Regions from separate parts of the Homo sapiens genome. Here regions 1, 2 and 4 are each linked to region 3. The links are chromatin contacts, found by Hi-C or POLR2A ChIA-PET in ENCODE. All regions are on one chromosome and are shown on one strand. Each heading gives the region's core, a stretch centred on a gene start or an enhancer-like site at or near the end of the contact. The rest is flanking DNA. Distances are from core to core; before and after follow the strand shown. Region 1 has its middle 57 kb from the start of MIR1587. Region 2 has its middle 35 kb from the start of MIR1587. Region 3 holds the start of BCOR (BCL6 corepressor). Region 4 overlaps LOC105373180 (a long non-coding RNA gene).

Evidence for each region. A loop is a pair of places that touch in the nucleus more often than their neighbours do. ChIA-PET counts read pairs that join two places held with the same protein, here RNA polymerase II (POLR2A). Pooled maps may share reads with other maps.
Region 1: a map of PC-3 shows a loop between it and region 3 (4-fold over the local background). The contact joins the enhancer-like site here to the promoter of BCOR in region 3. A Hi-C loop is called at or near these places in 16 of 168 maps with a recorded cell type or tissue (IMR-90, MCF 10A, PC-3 and 10 more) and 20 of 50 pooled maps. POLR2A ChIA-PET finds 5 or more read pairs at or near these places in 6 of 52 experiments (AG04449, HEK293, HepG2 and 3 more).
Region 2: a map with no recorded cell type shows a loop between it and region 3 (7-fold over the local background). The contact joins the enhancer-like site here to the promoter of BCOR in region 3. A Hi-C loop is called at or near these places in 1 of 168 maps with a recorded cell type or tissue (naive thymus-derived CD4-positive, alpha-beta T cell), 16 of 37 single-sample maps with no recorded cell type and 12 of 50 pooled maps. POLR2A ChIA-PET finds 5 or more read pairs at or near these places in 6 of 52 experiments (AG04450, HEK293, activated CD4-positive, alpha-beta T cell and 3 more).
Region 4: a loop to region 3 is called in a map with no recorded cell type, with 5 times the contacts of the local background. The contact joins the enhancer-like site here to the promoter of BCOR in region 3. A Hi-C loop is called at or near these places in 4 of 37 single-sample maps with no recorded cell type and 5 of 50 pooled maps. POLR2A ChIA-PET finds 5 or more read pairs at or near these places in 2 of 52 experiments (B cell and HEK293T).

Annotation. Positions count from the first base shown.
Region 1 is chrX:39,891,193-39,897,459 of GRCh38, forward strand. No RefSeq gene overlaps it. Among named protein-coding and RNA genes, the nearest start is that of MIR1587, 57 kb to the left of the region's middle. RefSeq lists enhancers at 673-952, 6,249-6,267. Within about 2 kb of position 3,624, at least 4 of the 41 ENCODE cell types and tissues checked have a DNase peak (open chromatin) inside an H3K27ac peak, as active enhancers do; they include PC-3, where a contact is called at or near this core.
Region 2 is chrX:39,869,063-39,875,328 of GRCh38, forward strand. No RefSeq gene overlaps it. Among named protein-coding and RNA genes, the nearest start is that of MIR1587, 35 kb to the left of the region's middle. RefSeq lists enhancers at 5,450-5,749, 6,221-6,266. Within about 2 kb of position 1,314, at least 2 of the 41 ENCODE cell types and tissues checked have a DNase peak (open chromatin) inside an H3K27ac peak, as active enhancers do.
Region 3 is chrX:40,096,547-40,103,165 of GRCh38, forward strand. BCOR (BCL6 corepressor) reads right to left here and starts at 1,412. Exons shown (of 15, transcript NM_001123385.2): 1 at 669-1,412. LOC107985687 (translation initiation factor IF-2-like) reads right to left here. Exons shown (of 1, transcript NR_171574.1): 1 at 5,190-6,619. RefSeq lists silencers at 976-1,035, 1,126-1,175, 1,236-1,465, 1,486-1,605, 1,736-1,905 and 1 more and enhancers at 3,802-4,322, 5,993-6,583.
Region 4 is chrX:39,932,406-39,938,985 of GRCh38, forward strand. LOC105373180 (a long non-coding RNA gene) reads left to right here. Exons shown (of 5, transcript XR_949028.3): 2 at 4,189-4,274; 3 at 4,904-5,037; 4 at 5,445-5,463; 5 at 5,662-6,580. Among named protein-coding and RNA genes, the nearest start is that of LINC03053, 74 kb to the right of the region's middle. RefSeq lists an enhancer at 4,554-4,783. Within about 2 kb of position 4,611, at least 3 of the 41 ENCODE cell types and tissues checked have a DNase peak (open chromatin) inside an H3K27ac peak, as active enhancers do.

The DNA.
Region 1 (6,267 bases), core at 2,374-4,873, 200 kb before region 3:
GTCACAGGCCCTACTTTTTTTTTTTTTTTTTTTTTTTGTATCTACAGAGACCTCTGGAAGCCACGCAGTCCTTTTACTCTCCCTTTATTTTCCTCTCCTTTTTAAAATTGTATTATTGCACGTTTGAGGATATTTGATGTTAATGTTTTGAATGTGTGTTATTATATCAGCATAGGATTTATTTTTATTTATACAGTGAAAAGTACCCCCTCCATCTCTGTTCCCCGGTCTACCCAGTGCTCCCCCACCCCCATACATCTACCACTAGCAGTTCCTTGTTTCTCTTTCCAAAGTTAATTCATGCAAATACAAGGAAATACAAATGCACATATTCTTATTGCTCTCCCCTTTTTTACATAAAAGGTAGCATAATATATGCACAGTGTCCTGCACCTGGCTTTTTCCTCTTAACAATCTACCTTCAGGATTTCTCCAGTCATACACAGAGGAATTACTCATCTTTTTTCAGTTGCAGATTATTCCAGAGTAGACATCATAGTTGATTTCAGCTAGTCTCCTACTGATGGCTGTTTTGATTGTTTCTATCAACGTCAATGCTGCAGTAAGTAACCATGTATAAATGTGGAGGATTTGACACATGTGGAGGACTGATGGTATAGATGGCCCCAAGTCTTTACCTCTCCCTGTATCATTGCCCTTTGACCCTTGACTTTGCTACTTCTTTCACTACAGGAGCAGAGTGCATTTCCGTTCCCCTTTGCCATGTTACTTGCTTAGCAGACTCAAAGAAAGCAAAAGCTTAAGAAAGCACTTGAAGTTTCCGTTTCCTCTTTTGTTTGCCTGTAATTGGCATGAAACATGCCCGGGCCAGCCTGAGAACAAGTTAGCCTGCTGGAAGATGAGAGCAGGTATGGACAGAGTCATACTGCCCAGCTGAGGCTGTCCTAGATAAGCCAGTTCTTAGCCAATCCACCAGCAGACCACAGACACACTAGTGAATTTAGCCAAGATTAACCTAGTCTAACTCAAATCAGCAGAACCGCCCAACCAAACAAATAGTGAGAAATAATAAATGGTTGTGGTTTTAAGGCACTAAAATTTGGAATGCTTGGTTATGTGGCAATAGCCAATTGATTGATACAACATACAATACATACACAGGTAGGGTAAATTCCTGGAAATGGAATTGCTGGATCAAAGGGTATGTGCAGCAGGGCATGGTGGCTCAAGCCTGTAATCCCAGCACTTAGGGAGGCCAAGGCAGGCAGATCATCTGAGGTCAGGAGTTCAAGACCAGCCTTGTCAACATGTTGAAACCCTGTCTCTACTAAAAACACAAAAATTAGCTGGGTGTGGTGGTGCACACCTGTAGTCTCAGCTACTCGGGAGGCTGAGGAAGGAGAATCACTTGAGCCTGGGAGGCAGAGGTTGCAGTGAGCCAAGATGGCACCACTGCACTCCAGCTTGGGTGACAGAGTGAGACTCCATCTCAAAAAAAAAAAAAAAAGGCATGTGCATTTGAAATTTTGATAGATATTGCTAATTTCCCTGCATAAGAGTTGGACTAATTTATACTCCTACAAGCAATGTAAGAGAGCACATCTGTAGACAGCCTCACCATCATAGCGTGTTATCAGTTTTTCTTTTGCCAACCTTCTAGGTAAAAAAATAATATCTCAGTATAGTTTTATTTTGTGTTTTCTTATTATAAGTGAGAGCAAGCAACACTTCACATGTTTAAAAGCCATTTGTAGGTCCTTTTCAATAAACTATGTGTCCATATCTTTTGCATATTTTTCCTATCAGATCACTGATTTTTTTAATTTCTAGGAACTTTTTATATATTGGAGAAGTTAGCTTTTTGGCTATAATTACCCTTCCTTGAAACCTTCCACTCCCAGATGAGAAGCAAGCAGTGGGGAGGAAACACAGACAACAGAGTTTGGACAGAAAGTTACTTTTCCTCAAACAATTAGCAACCATATATTGAGCTGTTTCTTAGTTCAGGGCTCTGGGTTGTATTCCAGCATATTCAGAAAAAATATGACACAGTACTCAAGAAATGTTCTGGAGATGACTGTTGCTAAATTCCCCCATATATCTATCCATAGTCCCTGCTTAAGGGGTAGGCTAGGGAACTCCAATATTCCTCATGACCAAACCTCCCTGACCACTGCTGACTGGCCAGGCCAATATACCTGATCTAGGGCGGAACCAATCCCTAACCCCGACTGAATCAATGAGATTCTCTTCTGAGATTTTTTAACTCAGAGACAGAAAATCAGTCAGAGAGGATTTATGGGCCCTGGAGCTTGTCAGGCCATTTCACAGAGTTAGAGCCGCCATTTGGGGCAGCCAAACTGAGTTAGACATAATCAGGCAAAGGAGTCAAGGAAGAGTCAGCGAGTAGAGACAGAACACATCAGTCACCCAGAGAACCACGGGGAGGAGTGACTGTGGGCCCCAGGCTGAGGGAGAGGGACAGAGCCCAGCCTCATTTCTAGATCTCTAAGTCTCAGTCCCTGGCCCCGTGATCCGTGGTAGTTTTGGGTTATACAAGGGACCCTTGTCTCCTGTTACTAAACCTCCCGTGTCTTTGAGCTAATTTAAATAGTATTCTGATCCTCGGTATCAAGAGTGTCCTAGGACAAGGTATTTTCATATCAACTGAAAAAGATAATAAAACATTTTCATCTTGTATGATATATTTTTGCCTTCAAGAGTTTTGTGGGTACCATCACCCCTCATTTTATAGCTAGAGGAAGTGAAACTGGAAAACCTGGGGGCTTGGCCAAGATCACCCTGACCACAAAAGGCAGACCTCAGCCACCAGCTGGAGGCATCTGCTGCCAAGTGGGCTTTCCCTCCATCCCACCTTGCTGTATGCAACCCAAAGCATTATATAAGCACGTGCTAAATCATGGGGCTATGGCTGTAAGTGCTGACCGGTTCCTGAGAGAGAGGGTGATCAATACTGGCAAGTGTAGCCAGGGAGGCTGGCCCGGGAAGCCGGCCGGGCCCTGAATGACCTCTCTGGCTTCCACCCATTCCCCCATACACTCAGAGATGCTTCCCATGGTCACTCTTGCTTATTTATTTGTATGGCACTCTTCCTCAGAGGAATAGGGCTGGTGCACTGAAGGAAAATCAGAGTACTGGTCCCTCAAAGTGTCAGGCTTGGCCTGCAGAGCTGCTCATGTGGCCCCTACAGCGGCCTGGCCACCTCTTCAAGGACTCACGGGGCCATGAAGTTCACACATGGATTGCTCTCCCCACCTACGCATCATCCTCCACCATATTTCACACAAGAAGTAGGGAAATGGGCCCCTGAGCAAAGTGGCCAGGCACCGGCCCCTCCCATCGGTACCCTCTGCAATCCGCAGAAGAGCCCAGAGGTCTCAAGTGGCCTCCAATTTCCCTACAAAGTAAGATCCTGAGAGTTCTCCAGCATGTAGAATTCCACAATGGGGGCGGGGTTGAGGGGGCAGCGGAGACAGCTCAGATCTCCCCTGCAGGGACAAACGCGTCCCCTCGAAGGAATCCACTTTGGCCCTTCTGTCCACAGCCACATCTAAGAAAATAATTAGTTCACCTAATCTTTCCTAAGCACCCACTATGTACAAAACATCCTGGAGGGCACTGGCAGGGATTCAGGAGGCTTCCGGGTACATTCTCCACCAGGGGAGGGGACAGGGCTGGAGCCTGGGGGGAGGGGAAGCAGGAACTAAATCTCCTGCCAAGTAGGACGGAAATTACATTTCTTCCCCTCCTCCTTCTTCTGCCTCCCTCAAAGCCCCTCCCTGACGACTCACTTTTTATATCTCTCCAATTACAGTTTTAAGCATTTAGGGTGTTGGTGTTTGAGTTTTAAAACTTGTTAGGCTCAATTTATGCCACTTAGTAAAACCTCTATTCCAAATGAAGCCAAATTAGAACTAAAACACTGCAAGCAATAAAATGTGAGCGTTACATCTGGGCTGGGTTGGCTTTTTGATTGTTTGTGTAAATGAAGCCTTCGGGAGCCTGTCTCAGGCCTGGGCAAGGGGAGCAATTCCCTCAGGTCCCCCTGGAGGTCTGTTAGCTGGTTGGGGCCAGCCTTCTCCCTCGCTGAGGCTCAGGTCTGGAAGAGCAGGTTCATGTGCAGCCAGGCGAAGAGCGAGCCTTTAAAACAGGTCACTGTAACCCTTGGCAATGCCCTCCCCATCGCTGACCCCTCAGCGGATGGTAGAAGCCACATGGTCTCCCCACAGCAACACGGCCAGCGCTTCCTGCTGGACGGCCAACAGCACCCTGGCAGGCCCTACGTCAGCAGGTGACAGCCACCCACTGCCACTGCACAGCGTACAATAAATAGACATTGAATAGAATTGAACCAGCTGTAACCACGGACACAGTCGGGAATATCTCCTCCCCGCCCTTGCCATGCAATGCCTGAAATATGCCCCTGCCTCCAATGGCCATTCCTCTCTGCTCTGACTCTGGGGCCACCCATCAAGGTGAAGGTGGAGCCCAAAGAGAAGGAGGAAAAGGACATTCTGAGCTACTAATTAGGCATCTGGTGTGAGGGGAGGTGGCTGCCAAGCAGGTCAGAGAAGTTCCTAACTGATGAGCCAAGGATCTAAGCTATGAGCTAGGCCTCCCTGGGGCCCTCAGGAGGTGACATCTGGGGTTCCTAGGCTGGCCCTGTCTGTGCCAGGGGAAGAAGGCAGAGAATACGGTGAGGACTGAGAGCTGGAGAGGGAAGATCAAGGCAGCGGCGATGGCCACAGTGATGAGACAGTGACTAAGGGCCAGTGTGCGGTTTGCCAAGCAATTTGGCTTGTCCCCATGCCAACAATAAAGGCCCAGTGTCTGGCAGGAGATGGGGATTTTGTGTGCAGAGGGACACCTTACGACTGACCCTGGCAGAGAGCCACAGTCATCAGGAACAAGAGAGGAGAACAGATATAAGGGGGGAAAGGTCTCCTTTAGAGGGGCAGGACTGGCCTCAGGCTGCAGGAAGGGTGTCTGGGGAGGATGCAATGGAGTTGAAGAAATTTCATGTGTGGTTGGGGGCAGGGGTTGCCCTACTGAAGGAGTCTATTATGTTTGGAATAATCTCTCAAAGCAAGGGGAAATAAAGTACAATCAGTGGAGGAAACCTCTGGAACAATTTAAGGGAAACTGGACAAAACCCCCCAGACTGTAATAAAATGGCATCTGGAGTCCTGCTGGTTCCCAAGGACTCTCTACCACAGGCTGGGGTCTCTGGAAGCAGACGCTGAGATGGATATTGGGGGTTAAGAGGAATTTGTGAGGGATCAGATCCTGTGAAAGGAAGTGGGGGGCAAGCAGGACTTGGCAGAGCGGGTAGTCAAGCTGGGATACAGGTCCAACAGAGTCTTGACTAACCTGGAGGAGAGAGTTCTGGAGTTCTGGAGAGTTCCCGGCCAAAATGGCAAGCCCTTTATTTATTTATTTATTTATTTATTTATTTATTTATTTATTTACTTTGAGATGGAGTCTCACTCTGTCGCCCAGGCTGGAGTGCAGTGGCGTGATCTCGGCTCACTGCAAGCTCCGCCTCCCGGGTTCATGCCATTCTCCTGCCTCAGCCTCCAGAGTAGCTGGGACTACAGGCGCCCGGCACCACATCCAGCTAATTTTTTGTATTTTCAGTAGAGACGGGGTTTCACAGTGTTAGCCAGGATGGTCTCCATCTCCTGACTTTGTGATCCGCCCGCCTCGGCCCCCCAAAGCGCTGGGATTACAGCGTGAGCCACCGTGCCCAGCAAAGGCAAGCCCTTTATAACAGGCCCCCCACCCCACTTCAGCACCAGATATGGGCCACCCCAGGAGAGTGTGGCCTTGGCCGAGGCATTCTTAAACGCCCAAGGCTTGACAGCTGGAGGCTGTCTGGAGACTACACAGCCTGCAGCTGGGCAGCCAGGCCTTCCACAAAGAGAGATCTGGGCGGTGCCCCTCCATGTCAGCCACTCCCTCTCCCCTCCCTCAATGTCTAGGCTTCTAGCACATCTGGACAGATCAATCTCTTTCTTTACCTCGGGGCCTGGTCGCCCCCTCACTGTTCCTCCGGAGGCTGATGCCTGTCTGGAACCTGGTCTGACCCTAGCCCAGCCTTGCGTTTTAGTTGGCCCAGGCCCACGGAGGAGAACGCTAGTCTGATTTCTCCATTGTGCTTTCCTCCTACACTCAGGCACTGAGTCCCGGGAACCAACGGCCATCACAGCTTGCGACTGCAGGGGGCCTCATGCTTCCGGCTTGTTTAAGGGTTGCTTCTGCAGGGCTGATCATTAGGCTTCATTG
Region 2 (6,266 bases), core at 64-2,563, 230 kb before region 3:
TGACCTCCTGGGCTCAAGTGATCCTCCTGCCTCAGCCTCCTTTCTGAGTAAGATCTTTAAGAATAAGCCACCCCCATCCTAACACACACACACGCACACACACACACACACACACACACAAGTGGCCAGTATCTATTTCCTCCCTCTCCCAGCCAGGCAGTTTAGGGAGTTGGAGTTGGCTGCACATCCAGCTCTAGGGATCAACCAGATTGGCTTAATTCAAAAGGGAAGATACACATGACCAAATTGGTCCAATCAGAGTGAATATCAGGATTCTTGATGGGAATGCTGGAACACAGGGTCTCTCTTCTGGGCTGGGTTTGGTTGTACAGCATGTGAGTTCTAGAGTAGAGCAGCTACAATTGGGTGGGCAGGTGGCAGGAATGGGGGCTGGAAGTTCCAGGAATCTGGATGGGGTTGGGGGGTGGGGGCAGGGAACCACTACTGTGTGTAACCATGAAACCCATCCAGAGGAAACAGAGCAGATAATGGGTGCTGGTGGCATCATTTAAGCCCTAGATGAAGCCATACCTGAAGTAGGTTACCTCTGGACCATTCAGTAACATAAACCAATCAATTTCCCCTTTTGCTAATATTGAATTGGGTTGGGTTCACAATGGAAAAATCACTAAATGATATAATTTCTTTGGGATCCTCCAAAGAGCCTAACCCCAGGATAGTGTGGACACTCAATAAATACAAGTATGCACCACATAATGACGTACCAGTCAACAACATATTGTATATACGACAGTGGTCCCGTAATATTATAATACTGTATTTTTACTGTAACTTTTCTATGTGTAGAGATGTTTAGATACACAAATACCACTGTATAACAATTACCTGCAGTATTCAGTACAGTACATGCTGTACAGGTTTGTAGCCTAGGAACAACAGGCTATACCATGTAGCCTAAGTGTGTAGTAAGCTATACCACATAGGCTCGTAGAAATATATGCTATGATGTTCATACAATGACGAAATCCCCTAACCAAACATTTTTCAGAACATATCCCCTTCATTAAGTGACACATGACTGTACTAGAGCATTACAAAGCCTCAATCTATGAAGGCTTTGTAGATAAGAAAACTGTGACCAGGGGTAAAGGGATTTACCAAGTCTCAGGAGCCAGTTAGTGGCAGAGCCTGGATGACAGCCTAGATCTCCAATCTAGTGCCATTCCCACTGCACTGGAAGGGATGAGGGCCACTGTTCCTCCTCCCTTGATCCGCCAACCTAGTCCCTGCAGGAGAGGGAGGAGCTGAGAAAGCCAGTGTGAAGCCACAGCACCCTCAACCCCCCAGATAGGAAGACTTGGTTGCAAGCCAGGAGGCCAGAGGAGAGGCGAGGCAGGAAATTGAGTGGCTCCACGTCAACCACACGTTCTGAGTCACCTGGGGGCTGTCAGTAAGAAGATAGTGCAAAGATGGTGAGCAGCTGCCAACCCAGGCAGCAGGCATGTCGGTGTCCTCAGGACCCCAGAGGGCCCCATTGCAGGCTCTAGGGAGACCTCTACCCTCAAGAAGGCTATCTCCGAAGGGGCGCGGTGGCTCATGCCTGTAATCCCAGCACTTTGGGAGGCCAAGGTGGGCGGATCACGAGGTCAGGAGATCGAGACTATCCTGGCTAACATGGTGATACCCCGTCCCTACTAAAAATACAAAAAATTAGCCGGGCATGGTGGCGGGCGCCTGTAGTCCCAGCTAGTCGGGAGGCTGAGGCAGGAGAATGGTGTGAACCTGGGAGGCGGAGCTTGCAGTGAGCTGAGATCGTGCCACTGCACTCCAGCCTGGGCAACAGAGCGAGAATGAAACTCCGTCTCAAAAAAAAAAAAAAAAAAAAAAAAGAAGGCTGTCTCCAAGTGGGGTGGTGGGCTTAGCAGGCTCCAGAAGGGGCAGAAATGTGTGTCGGGGCAGAGTCACGTGTCTGGCAGCTGGGCTGTGAAGACTGGCAGGGGTGGGGAGTGGATTGTGCAGAATAGAATATCTGGGATACCTTGGGCATCTCTCTCCAACATGGCAGCTTCAGGGTAGCCAAATTCTTAAATGGCAGCTCAGTGCTTCAAAGACATGTGGGAGGGAGGGAGAGAGGGAGAGAGGGAGAGAGGGCGAGGGGGAGAAGGAGTGAGAGAGAGAGAGAGGTGAAAGCCATATCACCTTTTCCAACCTGGCCTCACAGCATCACCTCTGGTTCATTCAATTCATTGGAAATGTCTGGTCCATATTCAGAGGAGAATTAGGCTCCACCTGGTTGGGAGGACTGTCAAAGAAAGTCTAGATATGGTATTTTATTTGTTGTTGTTTGAGACAGGATCCTGCTCTGTCATCCAGGCCGGAATGCAGTGGTGTGACCATGGTTCACTGTATCCTCGACCTCCTGGGCTCAAAAGATCCTCCTACCTCAGCCTCCCTAGTAGCTTGGACCACAGGCATGTGCCATCGCACCTGGCTTATTTTTTTTTAGAGATGGAGTCTCTCGCTAATGTTGCCCAGGCTGGTCTTGAACCCCTGGGCTCAAAGGATCCTCCCACCTTGGCCTCCCAAACTGCTGGGATTACAGGTATGAGCCACTGCACGTAGCTGAGACATGGTTTTCAACCATGTTAGAAGCCATACCTGGCAGACAACAAGGAGCCGGTGTCCCTAACCCTGTACAATGCCAGCGCTTCCTGGCACTGCCTAAATCTGGACCTTCTGAACACGAGGGATAAAGTGAATGCTATCTTGGACATACCAATGTCATGTGGGGTTTTTTGGTTACTCTCAGCCAAAGCTAATCCTAGCTGATACTGAGCACATGAACTGCCACGTCCTATTCCCGGCACGGAGCAAGCTCTCAAGCCAAAACTTGCTAAGTGAGAGTGGGTGGGCTGATGGAAGGAGGGAGGGAAGGAAAATGCAGCAGTGAACACACTGGACTACAGATCTCAAATACGCTGTTCCATTGGCCAGTAGATTCACTTGTATTTGTTACGCTGTATCCCAATATCTATTTGTTAAAGTGAAAAAACATGCAAAGAAAACCTTAAGTTAACATATAAGGAAGTAGAGGCCAAACAGTAAGTACCTGTGGATGGAATGGATGAATAAATGAGCAATTACAGGACATAAACAGGCAAGGGAAGGTCCCCAAAGCAAAGGCTTTCAGATTAGTCAAGGTGCCCAGGCTGGCTCAAGGCCACATTATGAAAAAGTCCTTTGTCCTAGAAGCCTCTTCTTTTACCTCTCTCTTCCTACTCCACTTTCTCATTCTTCTCTTGCTTTTCCCCCTCCTCTTTCCCTCTTTCTCCTTCTGTTCTTTTTTTTTTTTTTTTTTTTTTTTTTTGAGACAGGATCTCACTCTGTTGCCCAGGCTGGAGTGCTGTGGCACGATCTTGGCTCACTGCAGCCTCTGCCTCCCGGGTCCAAGTGATTCTCCCACCTCAGCCTCCCAAGTAGCTGGGATTACAGGCACACCCCACTACACCTGGCTAATTTTCTATATTTTTAGTAGAGACGAGGTTTCACCGTGTCAGCCAGGCTGGTCTCAAACTCCTGACCTCAGGTGATCCACCTGCCTCGGCCTTCCAAAGTGCTGGGATTACAGGTATGAGCCACCGCGCCCGGCCTTCCTCTTTTTCGTCTTCCCCCTTCTTCTTCTCTTTCTCCTCCTTTCTCTTCCCCCCTTCCTCTCTCCCTCCTCTTTTCCCTTCTTTGTCCTCCTTCTCCCTCTTCTCCTTCCCCCACCCACCTCTCTCTTTCCACAGCCACCTGGTATATATTCTTAGCCCCGTACCCGCCCACCGCCACACACCAAAATCTAGGCATTTCCTGATGTCCTGGACAAAGGGAAGGGAAAACCAATCAAACCATCAATCCCAGTTCCCTGACAGGCCTGGCAAATGTGGTCCCAGCACTCCGTCCATCCTTCTCTCCCTTCCCCTCACCACTTCCCTCATGCTCCAGCCTCTTCACCACCCCCTCCTATTCTGGTCAACTCCTACTCGTCATTCACCATCCTGCTCAGATGTCACCTCCTCTAGAAAAGGCGTCAACCCAAGCCGACACAGCAGGCCCTATTGGGGTAGGTGCCTCTCCCGTGTGCTTCCAGAAGCCCCTGCTCACCTGTGTCAGAACACGCAGCCCACTGGAGTGGAACAGTCTGCCTTGGTCTCCACCAAGAGCCGTGGAGTTGCAGGGAAGGTGCATTCCCATTGCAGAACCTCCAAGAGCCTGCCCTCCAGAAAACCTGCGAGAGTGACTCTACCAGCTTAGTCATCCCTGAATTATGGCAAAGACTAACCCTAAAGTAGCATTTCCTGGGTTGCAGGACATGGGGTAAGTGTCCTCTTGGTGTCTCTTATATCAAGGTGGCTGGGCAGCCCCTATATTGTGTCTGGACCCAAAGAAGCACTGGATGTTCCTTGGGCTGGTTCCCTGGAATTCGAGGGCTTTTCTTTTCTTTTTTCTTTTTTTGAGAAAGGGTCTCAGTCTGTCACCTGGGCTGGAGTGCAGCGGCATGATCATGGCTCACTGCAGCCTTCACTTCCTTGACTCAAGCTATCCTCCCATCTCAGCCTCCTGAGTAGCTGGGACTACAGGTGTGCACAACCACGCCTGACTAATTTTTTAATTTTTTGTAGAGATGGAGACTCACTTTGTTGCCCAGGCTGGTCTCAAAATCCTGAGCTCAAGTGATCCTCCCGCCTCGGCCCCCCAAAGTGCTGGGATTACAGACATGAGCCACTGCACCCAGCCGAATTCAAGTTTTATTTATTTATTTCAATTATTTTTTTTCTTCTTGAGATAGGGTCTCACTCTTTCACCCAGGCTGGAGTGCAGTGGCATGATCACAGCTCACTGCAGCTTCGACCTCCACGGCCCAAGTGATCCTCCCACCTCAGCCTCCTGAGTACCTGAGACCACAGGTACTTGACACCATGCCCAGCTAATTTTTTGTATTTTTCATAGAGATGGGGTTTTGCCACATTGCCCGGACTGGTCTCAAACTCCTGGTCTCAAGCCATCTACCCTCCTAGGCCTTCTGAAATGCTGGGATTACAAGCATAAGCCACCACACCTGGCCTCAAATTCAAGTATTTAACATGTTTAAGCCACATCTTTTCCACTCTGTCTCCAGACACCTCTGTTGTGATACACTGTATTTCTCAATTATGGCCACAGTGATATTTCTGGTCCCATATGTTCTTCCAGGATCTCCTTACTCCCTCAAGAGGTGGTGTCTTTTTCCTCTCCCCTTGAACCTGGGTGGGTGACTCTTCCAACCCATAGAATATGGTGGAACTGATGCCATGTGGTTTGTGATGCTAAGTCACAACATGCAAACAGCTTCTGCTTGGTGCCCAGGAGCTCTCTTTTGGGACACTGACCTTTGGAACCTAGTCGCCATGCTGTGAGAAAGCCCAAACTACACAGAGAGGTCGTGTGTAAATATGTGACCAACAGCCCCAGCTGAGGGCTTTAAGGACAGCCAGCATCAACTGGCAGACCTATGAGTGAACAAGCCTCCTTTCCAGGATGTGAGTGTTGCCTGACAAGGAAACCCCCCTTCCCGTGTCTGCAGTAGCAGAGAAGCCCTGGGGCAGAAAATGAAAGGCAGAGATGACTGGTACTCACTTTGGGTGAGACGCTGTCAGTGTGAGTTGAGTCAAAGCCCTCACGGAATGGTCCACCAAGGCCACAGCTGGAAGCAGCAGAGGTGAGGCCTCAAGGAAGTGAGCCAAGGCACCAGAGGCAAATGATCCAGCAATTTCTTTAACCCCCTTTGCCTCAGTTTCATCATATGAAAAATGGAAATCCTAACAGGGCACTTGTGAGGATTGAACATGATAACCCATGCAAAGTGCCAGACACATTGGAAGTGCTCAATACATATTAGTCTACTAAGAGAAAGGGGCCAGTTTCAGTGGCTCACACCTGTGATCCCAGCACTTTGGGAGGCCAAGGCAGGCAGATCACCTGAAGTCAGGAGTTCGAGACCAGCCTGGCCAACATGGTGAAACCCCATCTCTACTAAAAATACAAAAATTAGCCGGGTGTGGCGGCAGGTGCCTGTAATCCCAGCTACTTGGGAGGCTGAGGCAGGAGAATTGCTTGAACATGGGAGGCAGAGGTTGCAGTGAGCCGAGATCGCGCCACTGCACTCCAGCCTGGGTGACAGAATGAGACTCCGTCTCAAAAAAAAAGAAGAAAGAAATAAAAGAAAGGAAAAAAGAAAGGTTGTTAAGGTCCCAGGAAGACTTCTGTATGTATCACAGACTGGC
Region 3 (6,619 bases), core at 162-2,661:
GGGGCAAGCCAAGAAAAAACGGGACTCCCCTCCCGAGTTGCGCGGCAGCGGCGGCAGGTCGAGCTCGGCTCGGCCCGAGGCACTCGCCACACACCCTCGCGCACGCACACGCCGACGTTCCACTTGGAGGAACGACCGGCCCCCGGAGAGGCGAGACGAGGCGGCGGTGGCGGCGGCTGGGGGTTTTTACAGTTCTTTCCCGAGTCGAAAAAGAAAGCAGACGGCAACCCGCTGCCCTCCCCTTCCTGCTCGCGAGCTAACGCCGAACCCAGCTTCCCAGCTTCCAGCCCACCTCCCCCCCCTCCGCCCGACTCGCGGCGCTCAGCGGCGACCGCGCTCCCGCGCACAGACACACACAGGCTGCAAACTTCCACTCTGCGAACTCCCTGCTCTCCTCCTGGCCCACCGGGAGGCGCCAGGCCCCCAGCCGCGCCCCCTCCCTCCCTGGTGCCCACGCGGGGCCGCTTAGGTTGGCTGCATTTTAAATAACATAGCTATGAAATAAAAACGAAAGCGAGCCAAGCAGCCAAAGGGAAGCGCGAGGCAAAAGCTTCGCGGGGTACGCTGCGGGAGGGGGCCCCGGGAGAGGGGGCCGACTGCAGCCCTCAGCGCGCCCGCCCGCCCACCCGTCCGCGGTCTCCCGGGGGAAAGGTGTTCCGGGCACTGACCTGAAATCCCCGGTGGGGGAGTAGGCAGGGAGCCTGCGATCCGGCTCTTTGAAGTTTTCCCCCAAGCGGACTCGAGGCGGCGAGAAGGAGCGGGGGGCGGTTGGGTGGGTGGAGAGAGATATGAGGGGTGGGGGGGGTTGGCGACGTTAACGAGCGGAGAAGGAGCCGGGCCGGAGAAGCGCGGCGAGCAGCAAAGTTTGCGGTCCCCGGCTGCCCGCAGCCCGCTCGCGGCGCCGCGCTCACTCGACTCCCTCGCCGTCTGCTGGCAGCCGGCTGCCCTCGGGGTCGGCCCCGCCGAGGGGTGGGCTCTGGGCCGGGTGGGGGCGGGGCGGGGCGGGCTCGGGGCCTCCGGGCAGGTGGCGACAGCCCCGTGCGATCCTCCGGGCTCCCGCAGCTGGACTGGGCTTGGCCGAGCTCAGCAGCTCCCGCGCTGCCGCCGCCGCCCGCGCTCGGGCAGGAGCCCCAGCGCCATGTTGACGGTTCGCCGCGAGCGCCCGCTCGGGCTGGGTGTGTGTGAGTGTGTGTGAGTGTTGGCCAAGTCGTCCCTGCGCGGCGACAGCGCGGCTTGGGCTCTCCGCCCGGCGGCTCGCGGGCTCCCCCTCCGCCGCCGCCGCCCGCCTAGCTCCCGCTCTCGGTCGCGGTCTGGGCTCCTGCGCGTCTCCCCCGCAGCCGCCGAGCTCGGCCCGCGTTCAGCGAGGAGCGCAGCTCTGCCTCACCTTGCCGCTGGGAGCCCAGGCTCCGTCTGCCGCCGCACGCCGCGATCCCAACGCGTCCCCCCTCCCTGGTTCCCTCCTCTTCCTCCTCCCCCTCCCTCCGCCCGTCCTCCCTCCCGCCCGCCCTACCTCCCTCCCTCCCAACAGCCGCCTCCCCTCCCCCCGCAGGCGCAGCGCTCGGGCGACAGCCGCCCGCCCGCCGCCGCCTCCAGCTCTCGCAAGTTTGAGCTCCGCCAGTCTCCGCTCACCCTCCGCTGCGGCGCCTCCGCGGCGGGGTTTCGGGAGGGGTGATTCCCCAGGAAAGGTTTGCCCGAGTTTCCCCGGCCGTCATCGATGCACGGCCCGGCACGTTTTGGCCTCTCTGGATCCGAACCCCGGACCACTTGGGTGGCGCCCCCCCTCCTCGTCCCCCGGCCTCCCCTCCCCAGCTCGGGCCGAGTTGGCTGCGCACGCCCGACCCGGGCGCACGTCCTGGGCGAGCCGGAGACCGACTTGGGCGGCGGCGGCGGCGAGGGCTGCCGGCAGAGCCAGAGCCGAAGGGATGGGGGCGGCGGGGGCGGCTCTCCCAGCCGCGCGCCGAGACTCCCCTCGCTACCCAGAAGGCCAGTGGAGGACCGCAATTACCATAAAGCGCCTCGCACTCCGCTCAGCCAAAGCTGTCAAACCCCAGCGGCAGCAGCCGCTGCCGCCGCCTCTTGCCACCAGCGCTGCGCTCTCCCGGCCTCGTCCCCTCCGAGACCCAGCGGAGCGTGGCCTGTGTGCTCCCGTGCTCACCCCCACCCCAGTTTGCCCCTTCCTCCCAGAGGAGCCCTTTCCCATTTCGGTGTTAAAAGCTACCTGAAAACACCACCCCAGGCAACGGTGGCCGTTCCGCCTGAACTCCGCGCCCGAGTTCCCCGGACGTTTCAATTGTGTGGGAATTGTTTGGAGGTGGGGGAAGGGGGGAGCAGCCCGTGGAGGCACCGGGAGGCGTGTGGGGGGCGGTCGGCGAGCGGAGATCCGCCTGTATTTCTCCCGGTTCTCGAGCATTTTCACGGTCTGTACCTCTGATGGTTGGAGGGGCTGCCCAGGCCCCTCGCCCCGGCGTTGGGAGATTATCTCCCGCGTTTTATTTTCCTTGACAGGGAGCAACTTTTGGCTTACACCGTTCGCCCCATAAATTTCCACTCGGTAACGTCGTGCTGATCGGTGCTTGGCGGCGGCGTACAGCCTGCGCCCGCAGCAGTTCAATTCAATTGACACGTATTGAGCTTCTCCAGCGCACCCGGCGCGGCTCTGGGCGCGGGGGGAGGGCGGGGGCAGGCGGGAGGGAGGGGGAAGCGGAGAAGCGAGGTTCCGGCCTCCCCGGAGCGCAAAGCCTCAAGGGCGAGCCGAGAAGCCCTAGTTGGTGAAGCTGGCGGGAAGGGGTAGGAGTGGGGGAGGGGGTATTCCGGACTAACCGCGCCCAGACTGCGGGCCCGGACTTCGCGGCCAATGGTGACCCCATTCGGCTGCCCACTAGGGTCTTTTTATACTGGGAAGGGGGTGGGGTGTCTCTTTCTGCCTAAGGACAAGATGGTGCAGGCTCCATGAAACATAAATCTGAAATGGAGGTGGCTTGTAAATCCACACGGAAAGTTTTTAAAATATCCTGGAGTGTCCCCATGCCAAAAATAATCAAAAGCATCTCAAGTTGATTACTAAGTCAAGGTCAAGGCCAAAATCAGCTCTAGCTAGCAGATATTTTCCCTTTTAAAAATTAGACTCACTACTGACTGTGGGACTGGTATTAGGTGCGATTTTATTCATTCTGTTTTAGTTCTCAGCACATAGTTATAAAAACAGCCCTTCTCAAAGCAGAAGTGAAACATCTCTACCGTTTGAAACCCGAAACTTCGGCAGAATTAAATCTTCATGCTCCAGAGCTGCTTATAACAACTGATGCAAAAGACAGGCGAGCAAGTGCCCCCGCGAGCAGTGCCCAGCCAGGCTGGGCCGCGAACGCTTCCAGGACCAGCGCCTGCAGAATGGAATGCACGCTTTTTTCTTCCTGGTCTTTCTGGGGGTGGATATCTCTGCAAGCCAACCCACACATTTTTTTAATCTCCGGTAACAAGCAGAAAGACACCTGGACTATTATGCTGTAAAACTATTTTTTATAAAGACATTTTAGGACCAGACATTAAAAGTTATTAGATTGAACGCATGCGAGTTACAGACACAGCTGGAGAAAAGGCCTCTGGTTGTGTGTTGTGGCAACATTTCTTTTTGAAGCGACTCCTTTTATTCAAAACAAGTCAAAAATAACCGGGAAGGCTGAAGCTGGGTATTTGTGGGGAAACTCTGAACGTGGTTCCAGGCGAGGAGGCCGCTCTGCTGCTGCAGGCTGGACGGGAGAACTGGCCTGGGCCAGTGTGGAGCCGTGCCAGGCTCTTCCGGCTCGGTTAGGCCGAACCGCAGAGGCCCTGGCCCGGCGCCCAGCCACCTTCTATCCCCTCCCCTCGTCTCCCCAACTCTGCCCCCAGGCACAGGCTTTTCTCGGAGTTCGAAGTCGCATGTAAACGTCCAGAACTTTTAGAAAATCCAGGAACCGAGCTCGGGGCCTGCAGCCTCTCAGAGTCTTACGGCCTCCCGGGGCTGCTGACAAAGAGGCCTGTTTGTCTAACTTTAAAAGTCCTAGAATTCGGGAGGCTGAGCCAGGAGAATCGCTTGAACCCGGGAGGCGGAGGTTGCGGTGAGCCGAGATCGCGCCGTTGCACTCCAGCCTGGGCAACAAGAGCGAAACTCCGTCTCAAAAAAAAAAAAAGAAAAGAAAAAGAAAAAAAAAAGTCCTAGAGTTAAAATGAACAGGGGTGGTGGGGGTGCTGTAAATGCGAAGGGGCCGAGGGGAGGGCTGACTGGGGGAGAAATTTGATGCTGGAGACAAACAGGCCAGTAAATTCGCCTTTGACGTAATTTGCAACATCCTCCCCCACCTTTTCTAGGGATCTTGCCTCCACGGTAGGCTGGTAGGATTAAAGGGTTTCTCCTCCATCTCCTAGGGATACATTTTTCAACTCCGTGGGATTTCAAAAATATCTTATTAAGGGAGTCCTAAGAGGCATGAGTGGTGGGGGGGATTCGTGACTCACTGGGAATTAAAATGTGGGATTTTCCCGAGGCGCTATAAGGCAGAGGGGGGGAGGGGAGATTACACCTATTGGCCCGGTTAGTTCCAATTGTTCTGGGGAAAACAAGCAGAAAGCTGTCGAAGGGCAATCCCATCTTGTGTCCTCACTTAAGAAGGGGCTCAGGGAGCTGGGGATGCCGCGGGGCCTGCAATGGGTGCCGGCGGTTTGGCCCTTCTCCTGCCCCCTCCTCTCCTGCCCTCCCACAAGCCCTTCGGGAGCTGACCCGGGGGTCAGGCTGCTATACCCAGCACTCAGCAAGGGGAGGATTTCAATGAAAACAGAGGAGGAGGAGAGAGTGAGCAAAGGAGTGCATGGGAGGGGAGGCCGTGCAGCCCACGGAGAAATAAAGAAATAGGTGCCGAAATGAGAGGTGCTGCGGATGGAGCAGCGGGGGCTGCCCCTCCGCCACCAATCTCCCTTCCCATGGAAGTGTCTCCTGATTATAACAAACCACTCGACCTCAGGCTAACCAGGCCCTGCAACTGGGCAATCGAGCTGGCCCTTCTAGGAGCAGGCCTTGAGCCTGGCTGCCCTTCTCAAGGCAGGTTGACTCTGCAAGACCCGCTAGGGCCTCTCCCACACACCTCCAGCTCCACCCTGGCCTAGGGGAAAGGCCAGGCATCCTGTGTTTGGGGGGACCCTGGCCTTCTAACCTTGTGTGCAAGATTTATTTATAACGTATACTAGGATCCACATCATAAAGCTTATAACGTATGTGTAGGCTTCCGATGGTCCTCCTCGGAGGCTGTTCTCAGGGCGATGACACTTGGTACTGGAACAGGTGGGACTCGGATGAGTACAGATAATGTATTTTTACATAATGTGAGGTAGCCTTTCTTTAAAAACACACCCACACTTATAGTCTTCTGGTCACTTTGTACAAGAACTCTGGGCTTATCCAATGGCACTTTAAAAAACATCCGCTGCCCCATCCTCCAAGCACAAGGCACAGCTGGCTTCCCCTCTGAAACTCAAACGAGGTAACAAACAGGAGGCGCATCCTCCTCCCAGGATTTCACTCATCTGGAAACATCTAAAGGTAGCTGCCTCCCAGGGCAGAAGACTGCTGGACTTAAGGGTCGCCAGGCTGAACATGACTGTTCTTTCTTCTTCCTAGCCTTTGGAGGGTTATTGGGTGTTTGGGGAAGGAAGGCCCTAAGGGCAGCCTCTCCGTGGTTCCTAGCAACCATCTTGGAATTTCTGGTCTGGGCTCGATTTGGGTCAGGCCCTGAGCTCCCCGAACACAGGCACGTGTGGGTGAACTGGCATCTACACTACGGGGGCCCGCAGGGTGGTTGGGTGTCGACCAAATGGGCATAATACAGGAGGCTTCTGGGAGGCTGGCCGCCTCTTGCGCTCGGCAAGGGCTTAAGAGCCCTCGACGCCGCCGCGCTGGGCCGGGTGCTCCTGCAGATAAACCCGGACGCCACGTCCCGCCTCGGCTGCTTATTTAGCAAGGCGCCTTCTGCGCATATTTTACCCGGCTGGGGGCAGTGAGTGGGAACCGCCGGGAGAGGGGGCGGGGAACCACCAACTACTCGCCTTCGGACCCAGTGTGCCGGCCTCCGGCCCCAGCCATTTTGTATCCAGCTTCCCTCCTCCACTCCCACCGGGTCCCTGCGAAGACGCACCACCCCGAACCCCTTCGCGGTACCACTCCCGAACTGGAGGGGTAGAGAAGGCTCTGCCAGCCCCTCGCCTGCAGCAGGAAGGTGGGTACGGACCAGCAGAAGGGAAAGCGGTGCTGATCTGTCTCTAAATACCTCTGCCCTCCCGCCCCCAACAAAGTCGGTCACAGAGGTGAGTGGCGCGGGATGGTTGCCTCGAGAAGGTCGCAGCCAGGAGCAAAGCTTTGGGGCTCACAACGGACTGGGCATTCCAAACGGTGTAATCTTCGGCACATTTCACCCGCTCCCATTCCACCTTCCGAACCACTCTGCTCTCGGTGCTCATCCTCCTCTCCATACCTGCGTTCCCAGCGCGTTAGCAGCCGCGCAGCCCCCGGCCCTGAGTGCGGGGGGTGGGGTGGGGGGGCTCAGGGTGGTTTGTGTGGTGCGGCCTGACAGAACCTTCTGTGTGCGGCGGAGGG
Region 4 (6,580 bases), core at 3,361-5,860, 160 kb before region 3:
CAGGAAATAGGGAATTTTATGGTATGTTTATGATACGCCATCATGTGTCTTTTTAAAAAGGACATATGTGCATAACCTTGTGTTAGAAGTTGGCAGCTGGGATAGCCTTCAAGAAGGAAAGTAGAGCCAGGAGGGGGACTTGCTTTTTACTATACACACTGTTCTCCTGTTGTACTGTCCACTCACAGTGCTATCACTTGCCTTTCTTTAAAATAACACATTTATATATAATCATATACATATAGCCTTGTATATATGCCTCAATTATCTTGGGAGGCATATATAAGAAGTTGGGAGGCCAGGCGAGGAGGCTGACACCTGTAACCCCAGCACTTTGGGAGGCCAAGGCAGGCGGATCACCTGAGGTCAGGAGTTCGAGACCAGCCTGGCCAACATGGTGAAACCCTGCCTCTACTGAAAATACAAAAATTAGCCAGACATGGTGGTGCACGCCTGTGATCCCAGCTACTCAGGAGGCTGAGGCAGGAGAATCGCTTGAACCTGGGAGGCAGAGGTTGCAGTGAGCTGAGATCGTGCCACTGCACTCCAACCTAGGCGACAGAGCAAGACTCTGTCTCAACAACAACAAAAAGAAGTTGGGGGAGGCGGGGCTGGGCACGGTAGCTCATGCCTGTAATCCCAACACTTTCAGAGGCCAGGGCAGGCAGATCACTTGAGGTCAGGAGTTCGAGACCAGTCTGGGCAACATGGGGAAACCCTGTCTCTACTAAAATTACAAAAATTAGCCAGGCGTGGTGGCAGGTGCCTGTAATCCCAGCTACTCGGGAGGGTGAGGCAGGAAAATCGCTTGAACTTGGGAGGCGGAGGTTGCAGTGAGCAGTGATCATGCCGCTGCACTCCAGGCTGGGCAACAGAGCAAGACTCTGTCTCAAAAAAAAAAAAAAAGGAAGTTGGAGGCAACAACATAGAGAAACATCTCTTGATTCCAAGGTATGCCCTTGAAGTAATTTGACATTTGAAAGAGGCTGTTCAGCCGGGTGCAATGGCCCATGCCTGTAATCTCAGCACTTTAGGAGGCTGAAGCAGGAAGATTGCTTGAGGCCAGGAGTTCAAGATCAGCCTGGGCAACATAGCGAGACCTCATCTCTACAAATAAAAAAAAAATCAGCCAGGCGTAGTGGCTTGTGTCTGTGGTCCCAGCTACTCGGTAGGCTAAAGTGGGAGGATCACTTGAGCCGCACCACTGCACTCCAGCCTGAGCAACAGAGTGAGACCCTGTCTCAAAAAAAAAAAAAAAAAAAAAAGAGAGAGAGAGAGAGAAAGGCTGTTCTGGGGATGATTTTAGATGGGTGGGCTGATCCCTCAGAAGGTGGGAGAATAAATTCTATTCTGCATGCCTTTGGATCCACATAGAGAACATGGGTTAATGTTCCCAGCCATATGTTCCCAAAGGCCCCCTGGTATGTCCTATTCTGTGCCCACAAAACCCCATGTCTATTGCTATTGCTGCATGTTAGGAATCGGGTTTCTTTGCCTGTCTCCATCCATGGACAGGATGTTTGTTGCAGTCAGGGATGGGTTTATTCCAGTTTGCAGCCCCAGGACCCAGCTCAGAGCCTGTGGCTTAGAAGTAGGTACTAGCATCAGTTAGATCTGGGCACAGCTATGAGACTTCAGGACTCAGAACCTCACTTTCTTCATCTGTAAAATGTGAAGGGTACTAAATCTTCTTCCTAATGCTGGTTATAAAGATGACATCATATAACAAGTCTGCCCGGCACATGGCGGGGGCTTAGTGATGATAATAGCTTAGTCTAAGATAATATCTCAGTAAATGTTTATTGAACGAATAAATTCCTCCCATGAGGTTGAGGTGGGTTAAAATGCAAATACCTGGCCTGGCACAGTGGCCCCCACCTGTAATCCCAGCACTTTAGGAGGCCGAGGCGGGAGGATCACTTGAGGTCAGGGGTTCGAGACCAGCCTGGGCAACATGGCAAAACGCTGTCTCTACTAAAAACACAAAAAATTAGCTGAATGTGGTGGTGCATGCCTGTAGGCCCAGCTACTTGGGAGGCTGAGGTGGGAGGATCCCTTGAACCCAGGAGGTGGAGGTTGTAGTGAGCCAAGATCGGGCCACTGCACTCCAGCCTGGGTAACAGAGTGAGACCCTGTCTCAAAAAAAAAGCAAATACTCCCGACACTAACACTTTCAGATCCTGTTGCCGGTTAAGAATAAGTTTATCAGATAAGTTCTCCTCCCAGCCCCTGTGGCTGCCTGAGACCACCTTGCACCTGAAGAAAGACGGTGGGCAAACAAGGAAGAGCAAGGAGGAAGTACTTGCCAAGGATGGGAGACAAAGCACCCAGGAAGAGTCACAGCAGCTACATCCCTGAGCACTTGTCATGTGGCTGGCATTGAGCCCAGCTCTATTAAAAAAAAAAAATGACAGCCAGGCATGGTGGCTCACGCCTGTAATCCCGGCACTTTGGGAGGCCAAGGCAGTTGGATCATTTGAGGTCAGGAGTTTGAGACCAACCTGTTCAACATGGTGAGATCCCGTTTCTACTAAAATACAAAAATTAGCTGGGTATGGTAGCAGACACCTGTAATCTCAGCTACTTGGGAGGCTGAGGTGGGAGAATTGCTTGAACCCAGGAGATGGAGGTTGCAGTGAGCCAAGATTGCACCACTGCACTCCAGCCTGGGAGAGAGTGTGAGATTCCCTTTCAAAAAAAAAATAATTTAAAAAAAAACAAAATATGAGATGGTGTCTTGCTATGTTGCCCAGACTGGTCTCAAACTCCCGGGCTCAAGCAATCCTCCTGCCTTGGCCTCTCAAAGTCCTGGGATTACAGGGGCCCGGCCTCAGCTCTTACAAGTGCTATCCAGTTGAAGTCTCCCAGTAACCCTGGAAAGAATCTTTTATTGTCCTCATTTTCCAGACCAGGAGACTGGGGAGCCAGGAAGGAAAATAACTCACAAGATTATGAAGCCAAAATTTGAACCCAGTTCCATCTGACTCCAAAACTCATGCTGTCACCCAGCCTTGCCAGCCTGCCTGCTGGTGGGCCTCCTGGTGGCTCTGTGTAGCCCGGGCCTTGTACATGCCAGTCGCTTAGGTCTGTCACGCCCCAGAGTGTTGGTTTACTGAGAGCCAGGGAAATCTTCGTGCCAAAGGGGCCTGAAAACCTCTCAGTCACAGATGAAAAACAAATCTGCGTATGTCCATTCGGGGCTCGTGCGGCTGGTAGCGGCCAGGCCCTGGGGAGCGCCCCTTCTCTGAGCCATCACCAGGAGGCAGGCAGCCTCTTCCACGGCTCTTTCCCTCCCAGAAGCCTGGAGGCCACTGACTGTGAGGACATCACTAAGCTCTCCGAGAGGAATGGACTCAACTGCAGGGGGTTCAGTGACTCACCTCCAGCCAGGCCCTCCCAGGAAGAACCTGTGGCTGTACAACCCTCCACCCCCCAGTGCCATCTTGCCAAGGTTTTGCCCGGCGTCGTCGACCTGGGGTGCAGAAAGCAGCCGGTGAATGGCAAAAAAGGGGCCTGCAGTCAGCAGGGCCTGCCTGTACCTCCCCACACACAGAGGACCTCGCTCGGGCCACCGGAGAGTGTGCTGGTACTGCCTGGAGGGGCCCAGGCAGCCAAGGAACAGCCTTCTTGGGCGGCCGTGCAGCCTGCCTGAGGGGCCAGGTCTCTCCAGCCTGCCAGAAGCCGGTGGCCCAGCACTGGCAGGAGACTCTCCTGACCTGCCCCAGCAAGCCCACAGGGGAAGGCTCAAGCTGTTAAAGTGGCACTAGCAGAAGGGAAGTAATGGGCACTGGGATTCTTGACAACATTTCCGTTCGGGCTGGTTCCGCGTTTCCCTCAAGCGAAGGTAATGCTGTTTCCAGCATCTGAGCTCCTAGAGGAGAGGGAAACATCCCTGCTCAGTGCCTGGCTGCAGAGGGAGGGGTAAGACACACAGGAGCCTGCTGGAGGGTGAGGGAGGGGAAAGGGGCAGGACAGCCACCTGTGCCCAGGAGAACCATCTGCCTGGTCACTCTTAGCCCAACAAATGGCCAAACAAAGATGAGCTTCTGAGTGACCCCGACAACTGAAAGCGGCCAAGGCTGAAGTCCACGGTGGGAAGCCAGAACTTTGACATCCACTAGCTTACAAGTCAACGTTGCATTCTCTCTCTCTCTCTCTCTCTCTCTCTCTCTCTCTCTCTCTCTGCAGTCAGGAACAGCACTGGAAGCCAACAGGCCAGATGGAGTTAGTCCTGAAGTCAAACTTTCAGAAAGAAAAATGTCTTAGTCTTCAAGGTGAGTGTGCCAGTTGCCTACCAGCAGATCAGTTGGTCATAGTGGACCCCAGACTGCACAGGCTTTGGAAACAGTCTGCTGTTTAGAGAGTAGTCTAGGTTCACTTTGGAGGGCTTCTGGAGACCTGCTTCCGTGTCCTCTTTGTCCCCCACCCCACCCCACCACCTCTGCCAGGCCTGCCCCTTAGCAAACTCAACCCTTAAGCATTGAAGCATACTAGGGCTCCTTGGTTCTTAAGGTAACTTGAGATCCCTCAGGTGTGGCATTTAAAAGCAAAGGTTCTAGATTTGGACAAATTTAGGTTTGAATCCCAGTTCTGCCTCCTACTAGCCGTGGACTTTGGGTAAGCTATTTGAGCTCTCTGGGTTTCACTTTCCTTATCTGAAAAATGAAACTAATAGTAATACTTATGCAGGGTGGCATTGTAAAGTTTAAAGAACAGAAGTGAAGTGTTCAGGGTTTAGCCCAGCACCCAGCACACAGTAGACACTCAACAAATGTTGGTACCTCCAGCACCCCAGAATTCTAGCCTGGGACAATCCAGGGCAGGCTGGCTGAAGCTCAAAGCAGCAAGACGGCCGCCAAAATGTAATCTACTCACTGGCTGATTCTCCAAAATACCCTCCCAGTCTATGCATCCTGGGCTCTGTCCCTAAGAGGAAGCCAGACCTTTCTGCTCACCAACTCGTCCCCCTGCACCTTCCTGATTGAAGCCACATTCCACGTCATGCCTGTACATCTTCCCCTCGCCCTTCAGACCCAGGTAGGGGCGCTCCCTGAGCCCCCAGCGGGGGGTGGGGCGGGCACCCATTGGCAGAGAGCAGAGACGCTGGGCTCCTGACCTCAGCACACATAGGTGATGCTCCAAGGGGGCTGCGCTCAGACACATCTTAAGGGGAAACCACAAGACTGAGCCATTGTGCTTATTGGCGCCATAAATCACCAACGGTTCCTATCTTGCTGCACCTCCCTGCCCCCGCTCCCTTCCAGCTAAGCTGTCCCAGGGCCCGCCCCCCCACCACCTCCCGACACCACCACCAGGGCCTGCATGACTCCCCAAGTCGGGGGCCAGAGCCACCCGCTCACTTACAAGCAGGATGAGTTCCGCGGAGTTTATTTGTTCTCCTTCTTTTTCAAAAATCTGAACTGCCTTTGTTCCTGAACAATAAGGAGTGTGCAGCTATGGAAGGTGAGGGGCCACGGGTGGATTGGGGTGGGGTGAGAACAAGGGCTTGGGGGGTCGAGGGCAGGCCTAGAGAGCTTGGATGCTCGGCAAGCCCAGGGCCAGCGCTCCCCTGAACTCTGGCCCCTGGCCAGCCCTCCTCAAAGCTGAGATGACTTCCTGGCTTCTGTATCCAGAACACATTCTCTATTACTCTGTCCACAGCCCTTTTTTCAAAATGGTCACAGGGTTCAACTCAGCCTAACTGGACACAGGCCTGGTCCCTGCAGCATCGAAGAAGCCAGGGGTAGCATCTTTGGCCAAGTCACCCACTGACCCCCACGGCCTGGCAACTTTTGTGCTTCCCACCTGCATGTCACCTCTGGGGGTCCCTTCCCTCCAAGAACGTTGCCATCAGGTGGTCTTTCTGATTTCCTCTGCTTCAGCAAAGGCCTTATTTTTTACTCAAGAGCCTGGCTTCCTGATCTGCACAAAAGAGACTCTCCAGATGTGTCCTGGAAAATCCCCCAAAAGTAGGGGGAAAGGTCCCAGTCAAAGCCAAAGCAAGGAAGAGGAAAAAGAGGAAGGAGGAAACTGTCATGGGATAAGATTTTGTCACATATCTGTAATTAAAGGTCCTCTTATATGTGCATACACAAACACACGCACGTATACGCATAACACGGTTAACAAATATTAAGATCTTAACAGTGGCCTTCTCTAGGAAAGATGGGATTATGGGTGACTTTGATTCGCCTCTATCCTAGCTCTCCTCTTACTAGCTGTGTGATTTAGAGCAGGTTAGCTAGCCTCTCAGTTACTCAGTTTCTTCACCTGTAAAATGGGGCCATCATTCTTCTCAGTGTACTATATTGTGAAGATTAAATGAGATTATACATATCAAGATCTCAGAACAGTGCCAGGCACACGTAGTAGAGGTTGAGCATTCTTAATCTGAAAACCAAAAATCTGAAATGCTCCAAAGTCCAAAACTTTTTGAATGCCAACATGACACCACAAGTAGGAAATTCTACACCTGACCCCATGTGATGGGTCGCAGTCAAAAGACCATCAAAACTTTGTTTTGTGAACAAAATTATTAATAATATTGTATAAAATTACCTTCAGGCTACACATGTAAGAT